Regions from separate parts of the Homo sapiens genome. Here regions 2 and 3 are each linked to region 1. A link is a loop called in an ENCODE intact Hi-C map of the cell type or tissue named here. Cell type or tissue: MCF 10A. All regions are shown on one strand.

Region 1 (8,000 bases):
GCTGGGATCACAGGTGTGCGCCACTGTGCCCAGCCCCCAGGTGGTTTTAATGTTCAATGGTCCTGAGAACCAGGGATCTGCCATCCAATTCTGTGAGGAAGGAGGATGCCAGACAGATATGCTATTTTCATATCCAATTCAGTCACCAGCACGTCTGCAGCCTGGCTCATGCCTTCAGTAGAGGACCTTCTGGTGTGAACACTTGCTCATTTCTGACCCAGAATCTTCCATAAATTTTTCTGCATCCAACTCTTTCTCCTTGGGTTTTAGTAATCTGTAAGTTTCTGCTTAATTTTCTGGATTAGGAGTTGAGAGTCCCAGCTTGTGAAACACACATTGCCAAAAAACCTAGTTATGGAAAAACTGGCTGAGATGAGAAAGATCTTGTTCTTACATAATTATGGATTCTCAATCTGTTCCATTTTGTTTATATTTGTTTCTCTGGAGAAATACTTTGTTATACATCATATATATTTTTTGATCTATATATATCTTTGTTTTAGCTTTATTAACTTTGGAGACTCGAACATACACAAAAGTAGACAGGATAGTATCATGAACTACTACAAACCTACCCACTCTCCTGCCCCAGCAATGGCTTAACCCAGCCCCATCCCCACACCCATCAGTTCACTCCATCTTCTATTATTTTCAGTCAAATACCAGATATCATACTATTTTATCTGTGAATGTTTTAGCAGATCACTCGAAAAGAACTTCTTGGGTATCATAACCACCATTCTACTGCACAGCAAAACTAGCAATAATTCCTAGAATTTAAATTTCCCAATTGTCTTAAAACTGTCCTGTGTGAATTATTAAAAAGAATTTGAGCCAGGCACAGTGGCTCATGCCTGTAATCCCAGCACTTTGTGAGGCCAAGGCAGGTGGATCACCTGAGGCCAGGAGTTCGAGACCAGCCTGGCCAACAGGGTGAAACCCCATCTCTACTAAAAATACAAAAATTAGCCGAGCGTGGTGGTAAGTGCCTCTAATCCCAGTTACTTGGGAGGCTGAGGCAGGAGAATCACTTGAATGCGGAAGGCAGAGGTTGCAGTAAGCTGAGATGGCGCCATTGCACTCCAGCCTGGGCAACAAGAGTGAAACTCTGTCTAAAAAAAAAAAAAGAATTTGAATCAGGGTACAAATGAGATGCAGATGTTGAAACTGGCTGATATAACTTTTTAGTCTGTTTTAGTCTATAGATTACCCCTCCTTTTTTTTTTTTTTTTTTTTTTTTGAGATGGAGTCTGGCATTGTTGCCCAGGCTGGAGTGCAGTGGCTTGATCTCGGCTCACTGCAGCCTCCACCTCCCGGTTTCCAGTGATTCTCCTGCCTCAGCCTCCCAAGTAACTAGAATTACAGGTGCTCACCACCATGCCTGGCTAATTTTTGTATTTTTAGTAGAGACGGGGTTTCACCCTGTTGGCCAGGCTGGTCTCGAACTCCTAACCTCAGGTGATCCACCCACCTCGGCCTCCCAAAGTTCTAGGATTACAGGCGTGAGCCACCACGCCCGGCCTCCATGTTCCATTTTTGAGGAACTGCCAAACTGTTTTCCAAAGCAGCATCACCATTTGACATATTCAGTTTGATGAATTTTTACACATAGTACACACCCATATCCCCACCACGAGATCAGGAATAGGGCATCAGCACTCTAGAATCCTCCCTGTCATCCTTGCACTCTAAAGGTAACCCTATTTTGACTTCTGTCACTCTGGATTAATTTTGATGGCCAGGACTTGAGAGGTGATCCGAGGAATGCTTCCACTGGAGAACTCAGCGTTAGCAAAGGCACAATGGCCGAGGCAGGGCAACCCCAGCTTTACATTCTGCAGGACAGGGACCCAGATTCTCTTGTGGTCCCACCAAGGCCTGGTGAGCAGGCAGGTCTCCTCCTCCCCTGCCCCGCTTCCTGCACAGCCAGCAGAACTTTTCAAAGGAACAGCAAGCAGGGGGGCTTCTTAATTGGGATCCCCTGGGAGGCAGAGGAGGAGATCCATGTGCGCGATGACTAAGTTTCATCCTAATGGAGGACTTTAGCATGCAGTGCCATGGCAAAACCTGGCTTGCGGTGGGAAGGGAATCTGTCCTTGCATGGCCCTGGCACAACTGTGTCCCCGGGCCTGTTAGGCTCTGCTCACCTCCTACAGCAGGCTCTTTAGGAAAGACCCAGGCTCCCAGAGCCCAGCTCACAGCCGCTGAGGCAGGACTTTCTGAGCAAGTCTCTCCTGACCACAGGGAACTGCTGTGTGGGCAATTTGGCAGCAAGGGCATCTGTTCTGCAGGGCAAAATGCTAGAGAACCAGCTGGAGAACCATGCTGCATGGGGAGGGCTCTCAGGTGGTGGCCCCTGGAGAGTCAGGCCTGCTGCAGCCCCATTACCTTGAGGCCTTTCTCCCAGCTCAGCAGTTCTCTGGCTTCCAGCCTTTTCCCTGAACTGACCTTCTGTCTCTGGCCTCACCCAAGCACACATGCAGAATGACACTGAAGTCACTCAAAACTGCTAGAGATATTTACCCCTGATCTGCAAACCCCCTAACTTGCCAATGATCTTTCCATCCCAGCCCCTAACTCTAATTTGCTTCCAAATTCCATCCTCAGCACAGTCTGAAATTGTCACTCCCCTCCAGCCCACTGCCTGGGAACTTACCAATTAGAGGTTAATTTGGGTACTCATTAAAAGATGCAAACAGGCTGGGTGTAAGGGCTCACACCTATAATCACAGCACTTTGGGAGGCCGAGGTGGGAGGATCACTTGAGCTCACAAGGGGTTGGAGACCGGCCAAGGCAACGTGGTGAGATCTCCGCCTCTACAATAAAAAATATTTTAAAATTAGCTGGGCATGTGCTTGTAGCCCTAGATACTCAGGAGGCTGAGGCAGGAGGATCACTTGAACCCAGGAGGTTGAGGCAGCAGTGAGCCATGATTGTGTCACTTCATTCTAGCCAGGACAACAGAGCAAGACCCTGTTTCACTCAAAAAAAAAAAAAAGATGTGCAAAGTCCCTGGGAGGGCTGGTCTGTCCCATATCAGGGTGCTTTCTTTTAAGAGATTGAGCTCCTACCAACACTGAGCTGGGAAGAGCAGCAGCTGCAGACACTTGGCTTTGGGGCGCCTCACATAATGCTGTGCTCTGCAGAGATAAGTCTCGGGTCCAGGTCTAGAAAGGGAAATAGGATGATGCCAAAACCAAACCTTTTATGGTTCAGTATTTTGTGTACACCAGGGCCGGGTGCAGTGGCTTCGCCTGTAATCCTGAGCTTTGGCTGAGGCTTGAGGCAGGAGGATCACTTGAGGCCAGGAGTTTGAGACCAACCTGGACAACATAGTGAGACCCTGTTTCTACAAAAAGAATTAAAAATTAGCCAGGTATGTTGGCATGCACCTGTAGTCCCAACTACTCGGTACTATTTTTTTTACTCAGGAGGAAAAATAATAAAATAATTATAAATATATATATACCATGATGGGATTGAAACCCAGCTTCTTTTTCTCTCCAGTCCTCTCGCTCCTACTTGTCTCCCTTCCTTTCTCTCTCTTCTCCACACTGTCCTTCCCCTATTCCTTTTCTCTGACCCTAAAACAGAAAATAGTCTCATTCCATTAAAGATATAAAACAGTTTTTTTTTGGCGGGGCGGGGTGGGGCAGCAAACTTGGAATCTAACCATTGTCACAGCATCATTTTATGGAAAAAACACCTCGTCCAGCCCTGTACCTGGCCCATTGCAGGTACTCAACAAATGCTAGTTAAGTAAATAAAGGAATGAATGGAAGTCCCTTTATTGTGAGTTCCGAATACGGATTTGGGGTGTCCTTTTGGAACTGATCCCTCTGTGAGGGGCCACTGGCTTTCCTGTAGGCACAGATCAGCGGTGTCAGTCTTCCTGGGTCCCCCTGAAAATTCCAAAGAGGAAGCCATGGTGGGACCGCGTGGGACGCAGGGTCTAGACTCCCAGTCTGGTCTGATTTTCTTGTTTGCATCCTTGCCGCTTTTCCTTCTGGAGAGTTCAGTGGGCAGGGACTGATGGGGCCACAGCGCCCTCTGCTGGCGTGTTCTCACAGTCGACTTTTGCCTGCCCGAGCTTATACATACAGCGCCCTCGGAATTGGAGGGCTTGGGGCAGACTGAGAATGGGGATTTCTGGTTTTATTCCAGGCCCACTCCTTAGTGAATGTCAAGACCAAAGGTGGCTCCTGGTAATAAAATGAGTGTCAGGGCTCCCAGGCATTAATAACCTAAATGAGAGTAGGTTTTGTTTTTGTTTTAACAGCCTTCCTGGTCCAAGTGCCTGAGAAGTGTCAAGGGGAAATGGCTTCTTGCCCGGGCTCAGCGCTGTACCTCTGATGTCAAATTGGCTCTCTGCCTGCTTTTGAGAGGTGCAGCCTGCTGCTCCCTAAGTGAACGGGGAGCGTTTTCTCCAACAGCCCTGTCCATGACAGGCCTGGCTCTCACACACAGGCAGGGGCTGAGCCTTCCCTGATCAACACGAAATCTGGCCCTCCGACAGAGGCCCGTGGGCAGCTGAAGAGGAAGCCTAAAGCCTCACTACCTGCACCAAGCCCTTCTCAGCCTTCTTTCAGGATTGCAACAGCAGACAGGGGAGCGCTCCTGGGTAGGGCGGGGGGCGGTAATGGCAGGGGAATGACCCCCAGGCCGTGGGCAGCCCCTTGTTCAGAGCGAGGCCCCCTGTTTTCCATACAGCAGATCCCATTGCTTATAGTGGTGACTTTAGTGTGCCCTGGAAGGGCTCACCCAGGAAGTATTGTGAAAATGCAGATTCTGATTCAGTAGGTCTGGGGTAGAGCCTGAGATGCTGCACCTCCCACAAGCTCCCAGACAGTGCTGATGCTGCCGGGCCGGGGACCACATCGAGAGAAGCCAGAGTGTCCAGGAAACAGGTTCTGAAGTCAGAATGCTAGGATTCGAATTTCAGCTCTGCCACGTATCCTGTGACCTCAGACAGATTATGCTCATTACCTTCTCTCTGAGTTTATTTCATCCTGTATAAAATGGCAAGAATGACAATTTCAACGGCTGCATAGAATGACAGAGGGACTTCACAGGGTTGTCATAAGTATAAAATGAAATAAATAACCAGGCGTGGTGGCTCACGCCTGTAATCCCAACACTTTGGGAGGCTGAGGCAGGCAGATCACAAGGTCAGGAGTTCAAGACCAACCTGGCCAACATGGTGAAACCCTGTGTCTACTAAAAATACAAAAATCAGCCAGGTGTGGTGGTAGGCACCTGTAATCCCAGCTACTCGGGAGGCTGAGGCAGGAGAATTGCTTGAACCCGGGAGGCGGAGGTTGCAGTGAGCGGAGATCACGCCACTGTACTCCAGCCTGGGGGACAGAGCAAGACTCTGTCTCAAAAGAAAAAAAAATGAAATAAATAATATTAGAAAAGCTCTTAGCCCAGAACCCTCAGTGCCCAGTAGATGGTAAGTCTCTTGATGTCCACGTGGCCTTTCGACAGGTGCTTATCGATCCCCTGCTAGTGCCTGGCACTGTTCTGGGCCCTGGGATATGGCAGTGACAGAAACAAAATCTCCACACTCAAAAAGCTTAGATTCTCGTAGAAAAAGACAGACAATAAACAAATAAGTAAACTGTATGGTATGTGAGTTGGTGACAAGAGTGCTGGAGAGAAAAATAAAGCAGACAGTAAGAGAGATAAGGAATGCTGGGACTGGGGGCCACTGAGAAGGTAACTTTGAGGCGAGGGAGCTGGCCGACTGGAAGGCTGAGAATTCTAGTGATGGTGGTGGCAGGGTGGTGAGAGGGGGTAGGGTTTGCAAGTGCAGAGGCCCTGAGGCAAGAGGGTATGTGTTGTGTTTGAAGAAAAACAAAGAAACCAGCATGGCTAGAAAGTGCAAGTGAAATACTGTACAGGGTTAGGGATGGGGAAGGCAGCAGGGCGGATCCTGTAGGGCTTTGTGAACCATTGACTTTGCATTTTGCTCTGAGAGAAGTGGGAAAACACTGGAAAGTTCTGAGCTGAAGAGTGACATGTTCTAATTTATGTTTTTAAAGGACAGCTTCAGTTTGCTGAGACTAGACTGTGGCAAGTCAGAGTAGCACCCCTTGGGAAGGTGGGTAGGCAGCCCGTTGCCATGGAATTGGGGGATCCTCAGAGCTGCTGAGTTTAAGAGAGATGGATCTGGGCCCCAGTCAGAAGTGTTGGATGCCTGAGCCCATCCTCAGCCACCTTCTGGGCTGGCCTGTGGCCTGTGACCCAGGAGAAGGAATGTTGTGAGTGGGCACTGGGCCAGTGCTGTGGCAGTGATGGGATGGATGACACAGTCTGGCCTCCTCCTGGGCCTCCCCTCTTAATTGCTCCCAGATGACTCACCCTCATGTTTCTCTGATGACCACATGCGTCAAGGCCTGGGGCTGCCGCACCTGTTACCTATGGGAGGGCTGGGGTGAGCCAACTGCCCCTCACTCTGTTGTCATTGGCCACCAGGTTGACAGGAGTGAGATGCTGTGTTACAAGGGACCCACCCCTGTCCTCTAGAATAGCCAGTCCTGATCCCCACCCACTCACGTTTTCCTATTATTTTATTTCCTACCTCCTCTCAAAATAACTGTAAGTCATTTGTTTATTTTTTAAGGTAGATCAAAATTCATTTCATTGCAGGCCTCGACATGATAAGTGTTAGTCAATGTGTCAGAAAACTGGGTCTGTGAATGGAAGGCCTTTGATCCAGGAAAGGCAACTCTGACCTCATGGTTACTGTCAACACAACAGTTTTTAAAAAATCTAATTCCTCCATATATACTCATTTAATTCTCACAACACTCCTATTAACTAGATGTTATCACCCCTACATTCTGGAGGAATATGCTGAGTCTCAGAGAGGCTAAGTAACGTGTCTGCAGCATCCACCAATTTGTATCTGGATCCGGCTGGCTGTGACCTCTGAGCTCCTCCTATCTCACCTGCTATCTCTAAAAGAGTTGCTGGCCCCAGAGGGCCACAGGGCAAAGGGAGCAAAGTGCTGGGCCGGGAGCCAGAAAACCTGGGCTGTAGTCCTGGCCTGGCCACAGCGGAGGGCGCCTCGCCACACACCTCTGGACCTCAAACCCCTCACCTGTAAATGGAAGAGATTGACCAGACCATCTCCAAGATCTCTTCTGTGTGGCCTTAGCTAAGGCTTGTTTGGTGATAACAGAAGCCCACTCTGCCTAAACAGGAATGGGTGATATAGTCCAAGAGGCCAGGGGGTCCCTCAGAGCTAAGGTGGGAACTACAACTGGACCAAGAGGGCCTGGGACCCGGAGAGTGGCTCTTGCAGCCCCCTCTTTGGATTGCAGGGCCTTTCCCTCCACTCCTCCACTTCATTCTTCTCTTTCTGTGAACTGGTTTTCTTTTCCAACAGATCAGCTTTTTCTGCATCTTCAGCTAACGGTGGCAGATGGCAACCCAGCTCCCAGTTACATATCTTCAATTCTGGGGCCAACTGAGCTCTCACCAAATTCCAGTTCCAAATCCCCAGGGAAAGGAATCCAACTGGGTGAGCTGGGTTTGGCATCCACCCCGGTCCAGTCAACCGGCTCCTGATTATGTCCAGGAGGGCAGGGTCCCATGGCACAGAAGTAGGGGCCTGGGTCAGGGAGATGCCCACCATGGCTCTGTACACAGGACAGGAATAGTATTTTTAGGAAAAGAGACAAAATTAAGTATCATTCTGTCCCAGAGGAGGTGACATTGAGACCTACGAATAAAGCACAAGCTTGCCAGTAAAGCTGGCCTGTGCGCAGTGTCAGCAGGAACGTCTGGCGGTGGCTCCCTGCAGGTCTCTCCCCAGGGGCACAGGAAACAGCTTTTTGACAGCCAGGCAAGCCTGTCCCTGAAACACACACAGATGTCCTGTTGCCTGTGAGTTGGGTGACATGGGACTGGGGCATGAGGGGGCTTGGGAAAGATCAAGGGATGGGGAAGGCAGAGACCACTGCCACCAGTCCTCGGCACTGAATTAGAGCTG
Region 2 (8,000 bases), 500 kb after region 1:
TCCGTCTTAAAAAAAAAAAAATCCTCAGTAAGGCTTCAAACTCTCTTGTGTCCCCACTGTAGTGTCTTTGTACACGCCATTGCTTTTGTCTGTGCCAAGGCTTTTGCCTCCTATTTTGAATAGTTAACTCTCAGTTGTTAGTTCAAAGTGTTGCTTACTTAGGAATGCTTTTCCTGACTTCCCTAAGTGGTCAAATCCTTCCATTATGTGCTTTCATAGCACCATATATTTTTTATCATTAATGCTTGGTACTGGAGTTATAACTTAATATATGTATCTTCATTATTATCTGGTTAATATCTGTTTTCCCTCCTATACTTTAGCTTCATGAAGGCAGAGGCCTTGCCCATGAGTGTGTGCCAGCTGTTACTTTAGTACCTGGCATGTTGTTGTCATTCAGTAACTATTTTGGTATGATTGAATAAACATTGTCTCCGTGGATGTGTACTGTTCTGCTTTGCTGCTCTATTTCTTTTGTAGGTCAGAGTTGATGTCCATTTCTGTGGAGTTAACTTTGGTGATATTTTGATCTGCCGTGATCAATATCAGGAAAGGCCCCATCTTCCCTTCACACCTGGTGAGTATAGGGAGACCAAGTGACTGCTTCAGGAAAAAAAGATACAGGGAGTTTTCAGAATCATGCCCCTGGGCTCAGGCAGTGCTCTGTTGGTGTCTGCCTGCCATCGGTGATGTTTCAGTTATATGTGTCCATCTCACTGTGTATTGGGATCACTGGATTGTGAGCCCCATGAGGGCAAAGTCTATGCCTGTCTTGATCAACATTATATCCCCCAGCTTAGCATTGTACGTGGCTCTTAGTAGGTGCTCAATAAATACTCTAAAAATGAAGAAATGAACAAATGAATTTTCACCAGAATTATCATTGGTCCTAGCCATTCATTCCCTTTCCTTGCTGGATATTGCCCCAGTTTTGTTTCTTCACTGAAGGATCACAGACATCTGTTTGCAGCTAAAACTTTCAGCCTCACAGACACATTCCCAATAAAACCTAATGCCAGGCCGGGCATGGTGGCTCACGCCTGTAATCCTAGCACTTTGTGAGGCTGAGGCGGGCGGATTGCCTGAGCCTAGGAGTTCAAGACCAGCCTGGGCAACAATGGTGAAACCCTGTCTCTACCAAAATACAAAAATTAGCCGGACGTGGCGGTGTGCGCCTGTAGTCCCAGCTACTCGGGAGGCTGAGGCAGGAAAATTGCTTGAACCTAGAAGGCGGAGGTTGCAGTGAGCCAAGATCATGCCACTGCACTCCAGCCTGGGCAACAGAGTGAGACTCCGTCTCAAAAACAAAACAAACAAACAAACAAACAAAACCTAATGCCAAAGGATCAGAGAGAAGAAGAGTGTGGATTTCTTAGCAGCCCTCTGCCTGATTTTTGTTCCCAGTCTACCCCTAGATCCTGCACATGTGGACAAGTGACTGATTTTTGTTGTTGAAATTTATTTAAAGGGATGTAAGTATAGCTTAGCATGTATATAGTACATGTACATTTTATACAGATATATATCATGAAAGATAGAGTGATTGCAAATAGTTACCGTGTTTTGTTTTCAGGGTGTTTGATTGTATCTCGACAGTTAGAACCATTTCCTTCTGTTTATATTTGCTGAAATACTGGTTGGGGGGAAGATGTCATACACAATTGAGTTATTCCCCTGGCAGCTCAAGTAGGAAACATCATCATTAATTCAGAAATTTCAGAGGTGAAAAAGGAAAGGGCAGACAGCACCAGTTCATCCAGTTGAGCCAAGTACTGTCTGAATAAACACAGTTCATGTCCTTGAGGGCCCTACAGGCCAGCAGAAGAGACTTGAAAACAGATAAATAAATAGGATGAACATTGTCACTGGGGTGCTATAGGAGGTCCCAGTGATTAGGGTCAAAAGTACCTGTGTACCTGTGATTCTCTGTGCTTTTGCACATTCTTGAAATTTTCATTTGTGTCATGGTAAGATTGAGACTGCTATAGCTTCCCAGGTTGTGATGGTGAAATCTTATGTTTACTTTCCTGTGCTTTGAGTATAACACCTTACCTCTCTACCTGCATATGGAGAGGAGGAGGGGCACCTAAATCCTCAGCTCCGAAAGCTGTTGGAATAGCCTGTCGATCAGTGTTTTCTCATCTCCATGGTGTTGTGTTTTACAGATAACCTAATCTTTAAACAATATGTTTTTAGGAATGGACTTTTCTGGGACAGTATTGGAGACAGGCACAGATGTCAGGACAGTTAAAGAGGTAAATTAATTGAAGTCTAGGGAATCAATGTATATGTAGCTATGAAAAATATGCTAACTTCATTTGTAGCCAAAGGGTCTTGCTTCTACTGGCTTTTGCCTGCAGACACCAAAGGGAAACCTAACTAGAAAGGTAAGAAACAAAATTCTTTCTGGGGAAAGGAAGTAATTGGAAGTTCCTGGCTTCATTAAACTTTTCATTATGAATAAAAGGCGGCACCTCAGTCTTTAACCAAGAGGACAGAGAATTTGATTCTCTTGTGAAATTAAGAGTGGGCTTCTAATTCAAATCAACCTTTCCCTTACTCTCTCTCTTCGTCTCAAATGTGCTCACTCAAATTGGCTTCACAGCCTGGTGGTGGTATTGAGAGAGTTATTATTTTATTTACTAAACAGTAACTCTGAATAATTAAGACCAACCTGTGTCTTATGGAGTCAGAGATGTGCATTTTTTTTTCTTTTTTGATTAATTCAGGAAAAGGAATGCAAGGTCATACATTTGCACATATCCTTAATGGTATGTTTCCTTTAGGGAGATAGAGTTATTGGCACAAGAAACTTTAATTGTATGGCTGAAGAATGCGTCACTGACCAGAAGGTATCTGTACCACTCAAGATTAATGGTTGAAGATGTTTTTTCTCCTTTGTTTTTCTTTAATTTCCACCTATCCCTCATTCCTGTCTTCCCCTCTCCCTCTTTTTCTTTGTATTTATTTGGTCATGTCTTGTTTCTCAGCTAAGCACTTCATTTTTTCAAATGTTAAACTCCTTCTCTTCATTAATGTGACAACACTTTGCACAGAGCTTTGTTTGCATTGAGTGTTTTAATGAAGAACAACATTTTGTTTTCTGAGTCCTTGAGCTGGCTGTTCATTTGGACTAGGTAGTTTTAGTAGAAAAGCTGGTTTTGGGCATTGAGCTGGATGTAATGGGCTTCTCCCAGACACAAAGCTTATGAAAGAGATAGCCCTGGGAATGGAGCCAGCCAGGGTAGTCTAGCATGGTTGTGCAGGGTGTGAATGGTGCCCCCTGGTGGTGGACAGTACACAATTGTCCCCACCAGCTTTACTGAGGTAAAACTGACATACCAGACCATTCACCCATCACAGTACAGTGATCTGTGTTCCATTCTCTACCTGTTGGCTCCTTTCTGAGCCAGATGCTAGCCTTGGGGTTTTGAAGTCTGATGCATTCAAGTTCTGAAATCTGCTACAGCTTGCTTAGTTTTGACTTCCACTGGGCTTGGTTATGGGCAAGTGATTCCCTTTACAAATCAGTCACTGAATCAAATCCTAATATTTACTGAGCAGCCTTTACGACTTAGGTACATACACTCAATCTGTAAGTCACTGTTATCTCTTTTTTAGGACCTGTGGCAGATTCCAGAAAAGGTCTCCCTATAAGAAGCTGCTGTCCTCCCTATAACTTATGGCACTGCGATTTTTGCTCTTGAGCATTGGGCCCGTACCCAGCCTGGGTAAGGACTGTGTAGATGACAGAAGGCTAGAAAGTACCCTTCTCTTGATATCAGAAGTGTCCGACAAGGCCATGCCCCACCTCTTCCCTTCCCTTCCCTTCCTTTTGGCTGAGGAAAGGCCAAAGGGAGGTAGCCACTTGAGATTGGGGTTTTTTGACTGTGAGGACATCCTTCTGTCTGAGAGGAGATGATAGGCTGTGAACTTGGCCATTGTGAATTGGAGAAATACCTCTCTCAAATGTGACCGCCCTGGAGATCTCATAAAAGTATTAAAGTGTAGATAGTTGGTTTATTTAAACCCATTTCACTCTGAGTTTATTAGAGGCCTATGGTATTTGTTTCTGTGAGGCCTTGTTGAGTGTGTCAGATGGGACATTTCAGGAGAAAAGGTGCTGAAGTTTGACTCTTTACCTGGAGCATACGTACTACTTCTTGATCTTTTCAGAGAGGTGAGACTCAGAATTGCTTCAGAGAGGTGGGTTTAGTTGAGCAGTGGCCATTACATGCTCATCACCTTGTAACATTGGGCAGTATCTAATATGAGAAGGATTTTAAGATAGAATTTCTGAAGAATAAATTGGAGTGGTAGCTCAAAGGAAGGGTTGCCACTGATATGAGGGAGAGGCTACCTAGAGAGATTCAGGAATATTTTTCCTGGGAGGTCTTCAAAACTGAACCCAATTAGCACTAATCTAGAAGTCACATCCGTAAGCTTACAGGGTGGAGAACAGATGTATATGAAGGTTTGAATGAAACGACCTCTAACATTCTTGCTTTAAAATGTTCTGTTTCTAAAATATTTGTGAAATCATATTACTGGTTGACTTCTGAAGGTTTCTGAAGTAGCATTCATCTTTCTTTGGCACAGAGTTGTTTTAGTGACGGCAGCAGCTGGAGCCACAGGCCTTGCAGTGATGTAGCAACAAATGTTCTTCAGGCCAAGGTTATTTGTATGTTAGAGTCACCACTTACAAAAATCATAACTCCAGTTTTCAAACATATATTTATTCAAACAATATATTCATTCATTGATTAAAAATCATGTGCAAGGCACTGGGGATATAAAGTAACCCAGAGCAGGGTCTTGCCATCTATTCGCTTACAGACTAGGGAGGGGGCCTAGAAGCAAATCACTCATCCTTCCAGCTACTAGACCCTGGCAAGGTCTGACCCACTTCATGCCTTCTGCACATGCTATTTTCTCTACCTGTAATTCTCAGAGCTGTCGTTCAGATTTAAACTCAAATGTCATTTTTTCAGAGAAGTATTCTCTGTCCCTCAGTCTAGGTGAGGCCCCTCTCCCTCCTCTGTATATATGATTTCATAGCACCTTCTACTTCTCTTTCATAATACATAGCTCAGAGTGTGGTTACTTGTGTCCTTATCGGGTTATTGTCTCCCTCTTACTGGATTGTAATCCCCATAAAGGCAGTGACAGTGTCTCTTTGGTTCATCCCTGTAGTCCTGCACCTAGCATGGTACCTAGAACATAGTAGGCCCTCAAGAACTATTTCTTAAATGAATGAATGAATAAAATAATGAAAAAAGACTTAGGTCTCTTCAGAAGTATCTTTCTGAGGCTGTGAGTGTTGGAAAAGGGGGATTTCTTGGAGAAGGTGGACATTTAAACTGACTTTTAAAGAATTGGTAGCAGTTGAATAGAGGAAGAAGGGAAGTGAAGGCCATTTCAGTGGTGGGAGGACTTATTAGAAGATAGAGAACTAGGAACTAGCATGATGCATTCAGAGAATTGCAAATAGTATCTCTGGAGCCAGGGACCTGGGGGGAAATGGTGGAAGGTGGCTCTAGAGAGGAGGGCAGAGATAAGATCACGAGGCCCTTGTGTGGGGCTGAAGAATTTGAACATTTATTGGAAGCTATTGAGAGGAGTTGAGGATTTAAAGTAGGGAAGTGACATGATATTTTTGCATTTGGAAAAGTTCACTCTGGTAGCTGTGGGGATGAGGGATAGGGGAAAGGTCAAGGGTAGTCTGGAAGCAATAGGACAGGCTCTTGGAGCAATCTGAGCCAGGATTAGGATAGGCTACCTGAACCAAGGCAGTGGAAACAATGCATTGAGAGATACTGAAGTGGAAAAAAAATAGATAATTTGGTACCTGGAGAGCATCCTGCTCTAGTCGAAAGAACAAGGACTTTAAAGTTAGCCTGACGTAGGTTCAAATTCCAGCTCTGCCTCCAGCTTAATATCGTCAGTTTTCTCACTTGTAAAAGAATGCTCTCTCCATGGAGTTGTTGTGGGAATACTGAGATTACACGTGCAGTGCCTATTAGAGGGCGGGGCATGTCAGTAAGAATCTCTTTAAAAAGAATCCTGTTATTATTAGACATTGAGTGGGAAGGAGCAAACTAAGTTAACTCGTGGAGTTGCCATCTAATTGAGATTGAGAACACAGGCAGGAATAGTGAGTTGGGTTTTGGCTGTGTTGAATGTGAGATTCCTGTGGAGCGTGCAATTGGATAGCCAGAGGGCAGCTGGGTATATAGGTTTGGAAATAATTGGATTGGTCTGGAATTCCTTTAGGGGACATCTCTCCTTTCTCCTATTAAGTTCCATTTGGGAAGGACATGTGAGTTCTGAAAGTAATCATAGATACCAGGAGGCTCCTCAAGTGATATGAACACATTTCATGTTAACAGGATGGGCTTTTAGCTCCTGTCTGGGGGAGAGACTATAATTGGTTTTATTGTCTAGAGCTATTGGTTATTTAACATTTCGAGGAAGATAAAATTGTACAAATTGTTTTAAATAGTTATAAATTGTTATAAATAGTAGATAGAAAAGCTCACTTTAATTAATATATTAAAATTAACCTAAGCTGTATTTTCTTGAACCTCAATAATGGTTTTAAACAAAAGCAAACAAAAATATAAATGTTACCATGCCACCTATGTGGAACAGGTCATTTTGATTACACCTCGAATCCACAGCATTTCATATTGCTTCCAAAGTGTCTCTGCGGCAATTATCTTACCCTTGATCCTCACAAAGCCCCTGGGATGTGGGCAGTGTAAGTGTTTATTATCCCTATTTCACAGATCAAGAAAGCGAGGCACCAAGAGAGAAAATGGTTCACTGCAGGTCCCATGGAGACCTAGTGAGAATCTCGGGATTCAATTCAGGTGCCTGACCCTAGAGCAGTGTCTGCCCACTGTGGCACTGTGTGCTAATAGCCCTCACTGAACTGCAACTATTTCAGGGTTCCACCAAGGAATATTTGAGGGAAGCATTCAGTTTCAAATAGTTATGAGTAAGTTTGGAATCTTTTAAGGGCACCAGTGTTCTTGGAGTATTTCATTGCAAATTCACTTTGAGACTAAAGTGCTTGGGCTGGTGGGTGCTGCCCCATGGTGAGGCATGTCTAGGCAATGCTTGAGTGTTTGCAGCTTTTCTGGAGACTTCCAAACCCCAGACTTCCCCACAGTATGGCTCACCACCATCTATGCCATCTGTGTCGGGCCTTAGGTATGGCTTTCTCCTAGGGTGATGGAGTGGAAAAGCATGGGCTTTGGAGTAACGCAGCAGTGGGCTTGAGTAATTGTTCTAACACCTGCAACCTGGATGACCCTGGTTGATTGCTTTACCTCTCTGAGTCTATGTCTCTGTCTGGAAACTGGAAGTAATTATATCTCCTCAATAATGTTCTTATGAGGTTCAAATAGAAAAAATGATTGCATGGTGTAACAATGGCTTCAGTTTGTCTAACACTTTGTTTTCCAAGTGCTTTGTATACAGTGTCCCATTTAATTCTTTTTCCTTTATTTCTCTTGAGCTTGTGCCTGGAGATAATTTTTTTTTTTTTTTTTTAAACGGAGTCTTGCTCTGTCGCCCAGGCTGGAGTGCAGTGGTAAGATCTCGGCTCGCTGCAACCTCTGACTCCCAGGTTCAAGCAATTAGTCTGCCTCAGCCTTCCGAGTAGCTGGGACTACAGACACACACCACCATGCCCAGCTAATTTTTGTATTTTTAGTAGAGATGGGGTTTCCCGATATTGGCCAGGCTGGTCTTGAACTCCTGACCTTGTGATCTGCCCACCTTGGCCACCCAAAGTGCTGGGATTACAGGCGTGAGCCACCGCGCCCAGCCCGTGAATTTTTTTTTTTTTTTTTGAGACGAAGTCTCGCTCTGTTGCCCAGGCTGGAGTGCAGTGGCACACCTTGGCTCACTGCAGCCTCCACTTCCCAGGTTCAAGTGATTCTCCTGCTTCAGCCTCCCGAGTAGCTGGGACTACAGGTGTGTGCCACCATGCC
Region 3 (8,000 bases), 220 kb after region 1:
TGAATTCTATTTATATGACACTGCAAGAGACACAGTAAAAATATTCCTAACCTAGGTATAAAAACTCCACTTTTGGATCTTCTCACGTGAGCAAAGGTTGCTGTGAGTCTACAAGAGACCTATGTGGAATTAATTCTTATGTATTTTACTATCGTGGTCCCTGGGTTTTGAATTCATCGGCAGAAATATAAACAATCAAAATGATACATTAAATCATAGGCACAGCATTTATGGTCTGCAGAAAACTTGTTCTTTAGCATTATTTCAGCTGAATTTTTATTTAACAAAGAGACAAAGAGAAGAAAATATCTTCTTAAAACATTCCTGAAGCATCCAATAGAGGTTGTTTTTATTGTCTATTAGATTATAATAATTTAACCTGAAAACGCCAAGAAGTTTTTAGTCTTGTTTTGTCAGATTCAATTTATCTTCCTTACCTTAGATAAGGAAAAACTAAGCTGTTTTAAAGGCTAACTTAATATCTTACTACAAGTGACTATAGAATGAGAAAAGACTTAGCTAATTTTAAAAACAGTATATTTTAGTAGTGTGAAACCCACCTGTCGTCATCAATGTAATATGCCCTCCCATTTAAATCCCTAAAAGCTAAGGAATTAATGCCCTTAATTAGCTGGGTGTGGTGGTGTGCACCTGCAGTTCCAGCTCCCTGGGAGGCTGAGGTGGGAGGATTGCTTGAGCCCAGGAGTTTGAGGCTGCAGTGAGCTGTGATCATGCCACTGCACTCCAGCCCGGGTGACAGAGTGAGACCCTGTCTCAAAACAGAAAAAAAAAAAATGTGCACACAGTTTAGAGTCAACTGGTTCTACAACTTGTTAAAACAAACAGCAATACCCAGCCCTCCTCTTTTAACACATTTCCTTCTGCAGAAGCAACCACTTTTACCTCTCTTAGCCAATTGTTTTGGTAGTTAACATCAAATATTGAATAATATTGCTTTGTTGATACTTTAAAATTTCTCTATTTTAGACATTATCTATTGACTTTCCACTATGAAAGATGAGAATGTGAATCCTTCCTCCTCCATCACCATCCCAGTAGGTGCATACATACTCCTATTCTCTCACCTTCCCTATATAGTTACATAATAATTTTGGTAAAGGCAAACAATATTATGACTATGTACGTTATTTAGACTCCAGCCACAGAGTAAATCCTATGTAGACTGTAGCATAGTGGTCAGGAGCATAGATCTTGAAGGCATACTTCCAGGGTTCAAAGCCTATCTTTGCCACTTAATGGCTGTCTAGCTATTTAGGCAAGTTACTTCACCTCTCTATGCCTCAGTTTCCTTATCCATAAAATATTCATTGTAACATTATCTACCTCTTGGGTTTACAAGGATTAAAAAATTCATATATGTAAAGTGCCCAATATGATAAAAAGTGCTATAGAAGTGTTCTCTTTGTCCTGAGCTACTTTTTTGTTTCTCTTATAGTGTTCTCTTGTATTATTCATTTGCTTAGATATCTATATGCTTATTGTTAATTCAACCACAAATGCGCTTCCTATTGTTTCCGCTGATTGAGTTAACTTATCAATTTTGTGTTCTTGGAAAGTCTCGCTACAGCCTTATCAGCTGCTCCAGTCTGAACTGGCTGTCTTTATTCTACATCTTGTACCGAGCTATTAAACTTGGTTCTGTCTTTAGCATTCTACTAAAAGTTCCCTTTTTCTCTCCCCTGTGCTAGATCTCCTGTCCTCATTCTTAGTAAAACATATCTTTCATTAGCTTCAGGAAAAATGATGTGTAGGAGGTAATCTTTTTTGAGTCTTGCATGTCTGAAAATGTCTTTATGCTATTCTCAAATTTGACTAATAGTTTACAGCTAAATATACAATTCTGGACTGGAAAAAAATTTCCTTCAGAATTTTGAGGGCATTCCTCATTGTTCTCTAGCTTCTGATATTGCTTATTGTAAGTCCGCAGCCTTTCTGATCCTTTGTATGTACTCCAATTTCCCTTTTTTTGCAGGTTTGTAAGACTGTCTCTTGTCACTAGAGACAATTTAGAATTTCATGAAATGTGACTTGTCATGGGAACTCAGTAAGCCCTTTCAATCTGGAAACACATATCTTTCAGTGGTGGGAAATTTCCTGAAATTATTTTGCTAGGGTTTTGCTCCCTTTCTTTCCCTTTTTCTGGAATTGTTGTTTTGATATTCAACTTCCTAGACTGGTCCTCTCATTATTTTATCTTTTTTTTCTCTCCACTTTCTATTTTCTCAATTCCATTTTCCAACCCTTATATTGAGTTTTATATTCTAATTTTTTAGTAGACAAAAGCTCAACTTTGTAAAACATTCTGTTCTTGTTTCATGTATGTAACATCCTATCTTTCTGAGGATATCAATCATTTTTTTAAAGTTTTCTGTTCCCTGCCTAGTCTCTACCTCCAAGTTGTTTTTTCCCTTTTTTCTTTTTCTTTTCTTCTTCTTCTTTTTTTGTATGTTTTAGTCTCTCTCTTTCAGGCTTTTCTTCAGATGTCCACTAATCTTGGGAAAGTTGGTATTCTTAGATCTTTCTTCTTGGGCTAAATACACCAAGGGGTATTCTACTAATCTCCTGCCTGTAGGGTAAAGGCAAGTGAGAGAAGAAAGGTGGAGGAGTCCCATCATTCAGCGTGCACATATTCACCTAATTCCCTCATATGTGGTAAAATGCCCTGTTCTCAATTTTGCCTAGTATCTCCCAATCCAAAGATACTTGGGCTTTTTTTTTTCCCTCCAAAGAGTATACTTGGAGTCTTATACTAAGGTGGAGGTATAGGTAGGAAGAACAGTTGTTCAGTGGAATGGGGAAGAGGAGGAGACCTGGGGATCTGCTACCACATATGTCTGGCTCAATTCCTGAGCTATTTAAAGATTCTGTGGTAAAGGTCAGCTTCATTTTTAGCCTTCTTCATAGCCAAGTTAAGATTTGGCTTTCTTAAGTAAGCTATGTCATTTGCCACACTCTATTTGCTTTTCAGCTTTCAATGTGTGTGTGTGTGTGTGTGTGTGTGTGTGTGTGTTTGTGTGTGTGTATGGCTGTTTTCTTCTTTCTCGTTCTCCATATCCTTGATGGATCATGTCTTTAAAATAAAACACCTTTAGTAGGTTTGGTGGAGTTTCTGGGAGGAGTATAATTAGATGCTTGTGTTCAATCTGCCATTCATCTCCTCCAGATGTCCAGGCTGAATCTAAAAATCATTCCTACTTCCCACCTGATTCTCCAACCACCACAGTGGTTTCCTAAGAACTTGGCCTTAGGGCTGATTAAGAGGAGCCTCTAGTGTGGGTATCACATTTTGGAGTACTCTACTCTGGTCTTCTTGGGCACCCATTTCCACAGAACTTGACTGTACAAACTGGGAACAGTAACCATGACAATAGCCTATACAAATGACTTCCACAAATTAGAAAGGGAGTCCTTTATTGAAGAAACTCTACTGCCATCTACTGGAAATTTTATGAAACAGCTACAAATCAGCGATAACAAGTGACAGGTAATTGGGTAACAGTTTGAGCAACCATAAGTGGCAGCACTGCCTTGGAGCCACCTTCACAGAAGTAAACAAATCTCCACTGTGCTAAAATATGGAAGATAAAAGAACAAATTAGGAATCCAAACTTCAAATTACAGCAGAATTGTGGTCTCGCACCTCAACTTAGAATTGAGAACTGATGTCCCAATCGAAAAAAAATGTTACTGCTAATCAAAATCTAGCTCATAAGAGTAACAAAAGTAACAAAATCAAACAGTAAAATTGATTTTAGTAGGTTAGCTTGAGAACTTAAGTACTAGTTTTTTTTTATTTTATTCATGTCAGTTTTGAGACCCAATTAACTACTTCCAAAAGAAAATCAGGAAAATGTTCAAATGTAAATGAAGTTTTTGCATTTAATTGGCTAATAATGCAAACTTCTTTCTAATGGGCAAATCTAACTATATCAGATTGGTAGTAAGGTCAGTTCTGTTATAATATTTGCTTTGAAAACTTTAATGTTCTACTGCAATTGATTTATTTTAGGTAACAATTTGCACATAACACAAAATCTGTGTTTCCTTATGCACAACCTTCACTACTCACATATCCTGTCTATCAATGCTATTATCATCCAGTAGTTTTATAGAAGATTCTAGCATCTTGAAAATATTTCACAAATTATCTAGATATTTCTAACAATGTCTTGGGAATAAAAACAGAGTCCTCACTAATTTACAAATTTCATCTGTAATAAACACTAAATGAACAAAGGAAACTCTACTCACCAAGCCATGTTGAATATACAAGATGTTCATATTCAGATACACCTCAAACATCTACCAGCTGCCTCAGTTCACTGCATGAGTGTTATTAGCCACACCCAACATGCCTGTTGTAACAACATTCTATCCGCTTTTAAATAACCCTCCTTCTATCAATTCAAAATACACTTACAAATTAGTCTGATGCCCTCTACCACAAGGAAACTTTAGGATTTTTTCAAGGTAAAGTGCTATATTCATTATAGTATTTGAAACCTAGTTTTATCACTTTTTTGTGTGTTACTGACCATGTTTTTGAGAGTAGTGCCCCTAACCACTTTGTCTCCACTTGCATAGTGTAGTGATTTTTAGGACTCTGTATGTCATATTATAACAGAACTGACTGTATATGGCTATTTTATCCCATAATCAAGCCAATTCTTCCAGAATATTACCATCAGTATTACCACATACATCCTTCCAAATCTTATTTCAAAGAATAAATATATAGTCACTCATGGTTTTTAAGAAAACCCAAAACTACTCAACCAAAACCTTGAGGAAGATTTTTCCAGGGTTTTCTACCTTAATTATTCATAATGATTTTGATAATTCTTGAGCTTATCTGAGTTCTCCTCAAATTACTTGCATATCACTGCCATCTATTAATGTGGAATACAAATATAATGCCTAGATATTATGCAGCTGTTTTAATGTGAGCTTTCTTATAGACAGTAGTCAAATAATCTTATTTTACAGGAGAGGAATAAGACATGACATTTTAAGGAAATTTCAAAGAAAATCAGTGGCTGCCATTATCCACTGAGCTCCAACTTTCAGAGCTAGAAATACCAGGATATTATTTTTTATAAAGATTTTGATCTTTATATGTATTAATATATCACCATAAAGTTCAAGGTCTGCTTCTGTTGGTTAAGTAAATACACACATTAATTTAATAGCCAATCTAAATATTGAGTACTACCATACACAGACATTATTTATCAGCATTTTTACTCTATTTTATAAAGGAAAGAATATATCTCTTATAATATTAAATCTTCATTATGCACATATCCTGTCTACCAATGCTATTACCATCCAGTAGTTCTACAGAAGATTCTAGCATCTTGAAATTATTGCATAAATTATCTAGATATTTCTAACAATGTCTTGGGAATAAAAACAGAGTCCTCACTAATTTACAAATAAAGTTAGAACTGAGGCTAATTTAATCTAACAGAAAGGGCCAGGGTTTAAACCAAGGTTTCCCAGCATGAGCAACATAGTGACACCCTGTCTCTAGAATAAATTAAAAAAAAAAATAGCCAGGCATGGTGGTGAGTGCCTGTAGTATCAGTTGCTTGGCAGGTGGAGGTGGGAGAATCAGTTGAGCCTAGGAAGTTGAGGCTGCAGTGAGTCATGATTACACCACACCACTGTAATCTAGCCTGGGCAACAGAGTGAGACCCTGCCTCCAAAAAAAAAAAAAAAAAAGCTAATGTTTGAATAATCAATATCTTTTATTAATTCTGATCAAAAGCTTTATCCTTTATAATATTTTTATAAATACCCTAGAGAACATATTCTACTTTAATATTAATTTTCTTCAAAGTTTTCTCAAGTTTTTGGTCACTCAGAGGTCAATAAACTTAGGAAAAGATGGTATAAAGTAAAAGGCTGGCTTTTCCTCAGAGTTTTCCAACTTAATTTCCTTTTTTGGTCTTCATGTATACAAACATAAAAATTTTAGATAGCTAGCTTTGACTCTAAAAGACTTTTGATACACTCTTCTCTAAGGCTTGCTAGAATATATCGGAGGCATACTATGTTAAATTATAATTTTAAATGTATTTACCAAATGTTTATAGGTTTTTGAGGACTCTAGGATAATAACACAAATTTACTATCACAGGCACAGTTTTTATAAAAATCCAGACATTCTGTAAGTAAGATGACGGGATAACTTTAATATTTTATTATAATATATTAAAATAGAGGCATGAGATCTCTGCAGCCTTGAGTTAGTAAATGTTTGGATTTGAATTTACCAGTTCAATCTGAACTTTCTGTTTGAGGACTGAGAAAGCCTCGGATTTACGAATGTTTGGCATTTTCTAATTAAACCAGCTTTATGAACATGTTTATGATGTTACATGCAAACAACTATCCTTGCTCATTTCAGGCTCATACTGTAGTTTGCCCATTTGGGCATGAAAACATGAACTTTACCGGAATGTCAAAGAAATACAACAAAAAGATTGGAGACAGCTCCAAATTCACCTTGTGCTATCCACCAGCCAAGCAGTAAGCAATATGCAATAACAGAGATAAATTTTCTTCCATAAATGCACAGTTCATAAAAATGTCCACTCTTCAGCTTTCACTTTTCCCCCTTCTCAGAGTTCTTGCAAGCTATTTGATAGCTTTGGTTTTTTTAAAAGAAGTTGAATTTGTAGGTTACATTGACATTGAAAATGACTATTTACTAATTTTAGTTCACACGGCCAACTAATATGCCTTCCAGTATTATTTGTATACAAAGAACCCTACTACCTCCTCTTGAAAATTCAGCAAGTCATGCTTTGCATGGTTTGAATCTAGATAGTCTTTTGATGAATAAATTAAAATCTGGATACTGTTACTAGGGGAAAATAGTTTTTTCCTAGGTTTTCTAAATCTGGAAGTGGGTACTTTAGACATGATGCACACATGCCTTAAGAAAACATCTCATTTTCAGTGGAAAAAAATTTTTTTTTTAAAAGTAATTAGTATATTTTATTTAAAAATATTTTTAGTATGAAAGAAATGCACATTGCTTAAGAAAATCTAGAACATACAAGCAAAATAAAGATAATGCTCATAATACGTTGATGTGTATAAGCAATCTTTATTCTGTGTGCATACTGTACCTTTTTTTAAAAAATGAAATAATGATTAGACTGCACATGCTGTTATATAACTTGTCTTCTTCGCAATTTATTTAGAACATCTTTTTCGTGCTTTTTTTTTTTCTTTTATTATTATACTTTAAGTTTTAGGGTACATGTGCACATTGTGCAGGTTAGTTACATATGTATACATGTGCCATGCTGCTGCACTGCACCCACTAACTTATCATCTAGCATTAGGTATATCTCCCAATGCTATCCCTCCCCCCTCCCCCCACCCCACAACAGTCCCCAGAGTGTGATGTTCCCCTTCCTGTGTCCATGTGATTTGTTCATCTGACAAAGGGCTAATATCCAGAATCTACAATGAACTCAAACAAATTTACAAGAAGAAAACAAACAACCCCATCAAAAAGTGGGTGAAGGACATGAACAGACACTTCTCAAAAGAAGACACTTACGCAGCCAAAAAACACATGAAAAAATGCTCATCATCACTGGCCATCAGAGAAATGCAAATCAAAACCACAATGAGATACCATCTCACACCAGTTAGAATGGCAATCATTAAAAAGTCAGGAAACAACAGGTGCTGGAGAGGATGTGGAGAAATAGGAACACTTTTACACTATTGGTGGGACTGTAAACTAGTTCAACCATTGTGGAAGTCAGTGTGGCTATTCCTCAGGGATCTAGAACTAGAATTACCATTTGACCCAGCCATCCCATTACTGGGTATATACCCAAAGGACTATAAATCATGCTGCTATAAAGACACATGCATACATATGTTTATTGCGGCACTATTCACAATAGCAAAGACTTGGAACCAACCCAAATGTCCAACAATGATAGACTGGA

The links. Peaks named below come from ENCODE experiments on the same cell type or tissue, not always from the same donor. Only the 100,000 strongest peaks of a DNase experiment are listed, where the experiment ranks them.
Region 2: a loop joins it to region 1, with 2.7 times the contacts of the local background. A loop is called at or near these places in 2 of 110 quality-filtered maps.
Region 3: a loop joins it to region 1, with 7 times the contacts of the local background. A loop is called at or near these places in 23 of 110 quality-filtered maps.

The regions. Positions count from the first base shown.
Region 1 is chr1:178,528,542-178,536,541 of GRCh38, reverse strand. LOC105371631 (a long non-coding RNA gene) reads left to right here and starts at 3,810. Exons shown (of 5, transcript XR_922310.3): 1 at 3,810-4,206; 2 at 7,395-7,529. RefSeq lists an enhancer at 1-153. In MCF 10A, a CTCF peak has its summit at 4,062 (motif pointing left); DNase peaks (open chromatin) are centred at 4,051 and 6,331.
Region 2 is chr1:178,027,282-178,035,281 of GRCh38, reverse strand. It overlaps CRYZL2P-SEC16B (CRYZL2P-SEC16B readthrough), which reads left to right. Exons shown (of 32, transcript NM_001356506.2): 3 at 481-577; 4 at 2,197-2,255; 5 at 2,787-2,852; 6 at 3,622-3,731. It also overlaps the pseudogene CRYZL2P. Among named protein-coding and RNA genes, the nearest start is that of CRYZL2P-SEC16B, 6.7 kb to the left of the region's middle. In MCF 10A, a CTCF peak has its summit at 3,282 (motif pointing left); a DNase peak (open chromatin) is centred at 3,251.
Region 3 is chr1:178,306,285-178,314,284 of GRCh38, reverse strand. All of the region lies in intron 3 of RASAL2 (RAS protein activator like 2), which reads right to left. Among named protein-coding and RNA genes, the nearest start is that of CLEC20A, 190 kb to the left of the region's middle. RefSeq lists a silencer at 3,277-3,571. In MCF 10A, a CTCF peak has its summit at 3,460 (motif pointing left); a DNase peak (open chromatin) is centred at 3,434.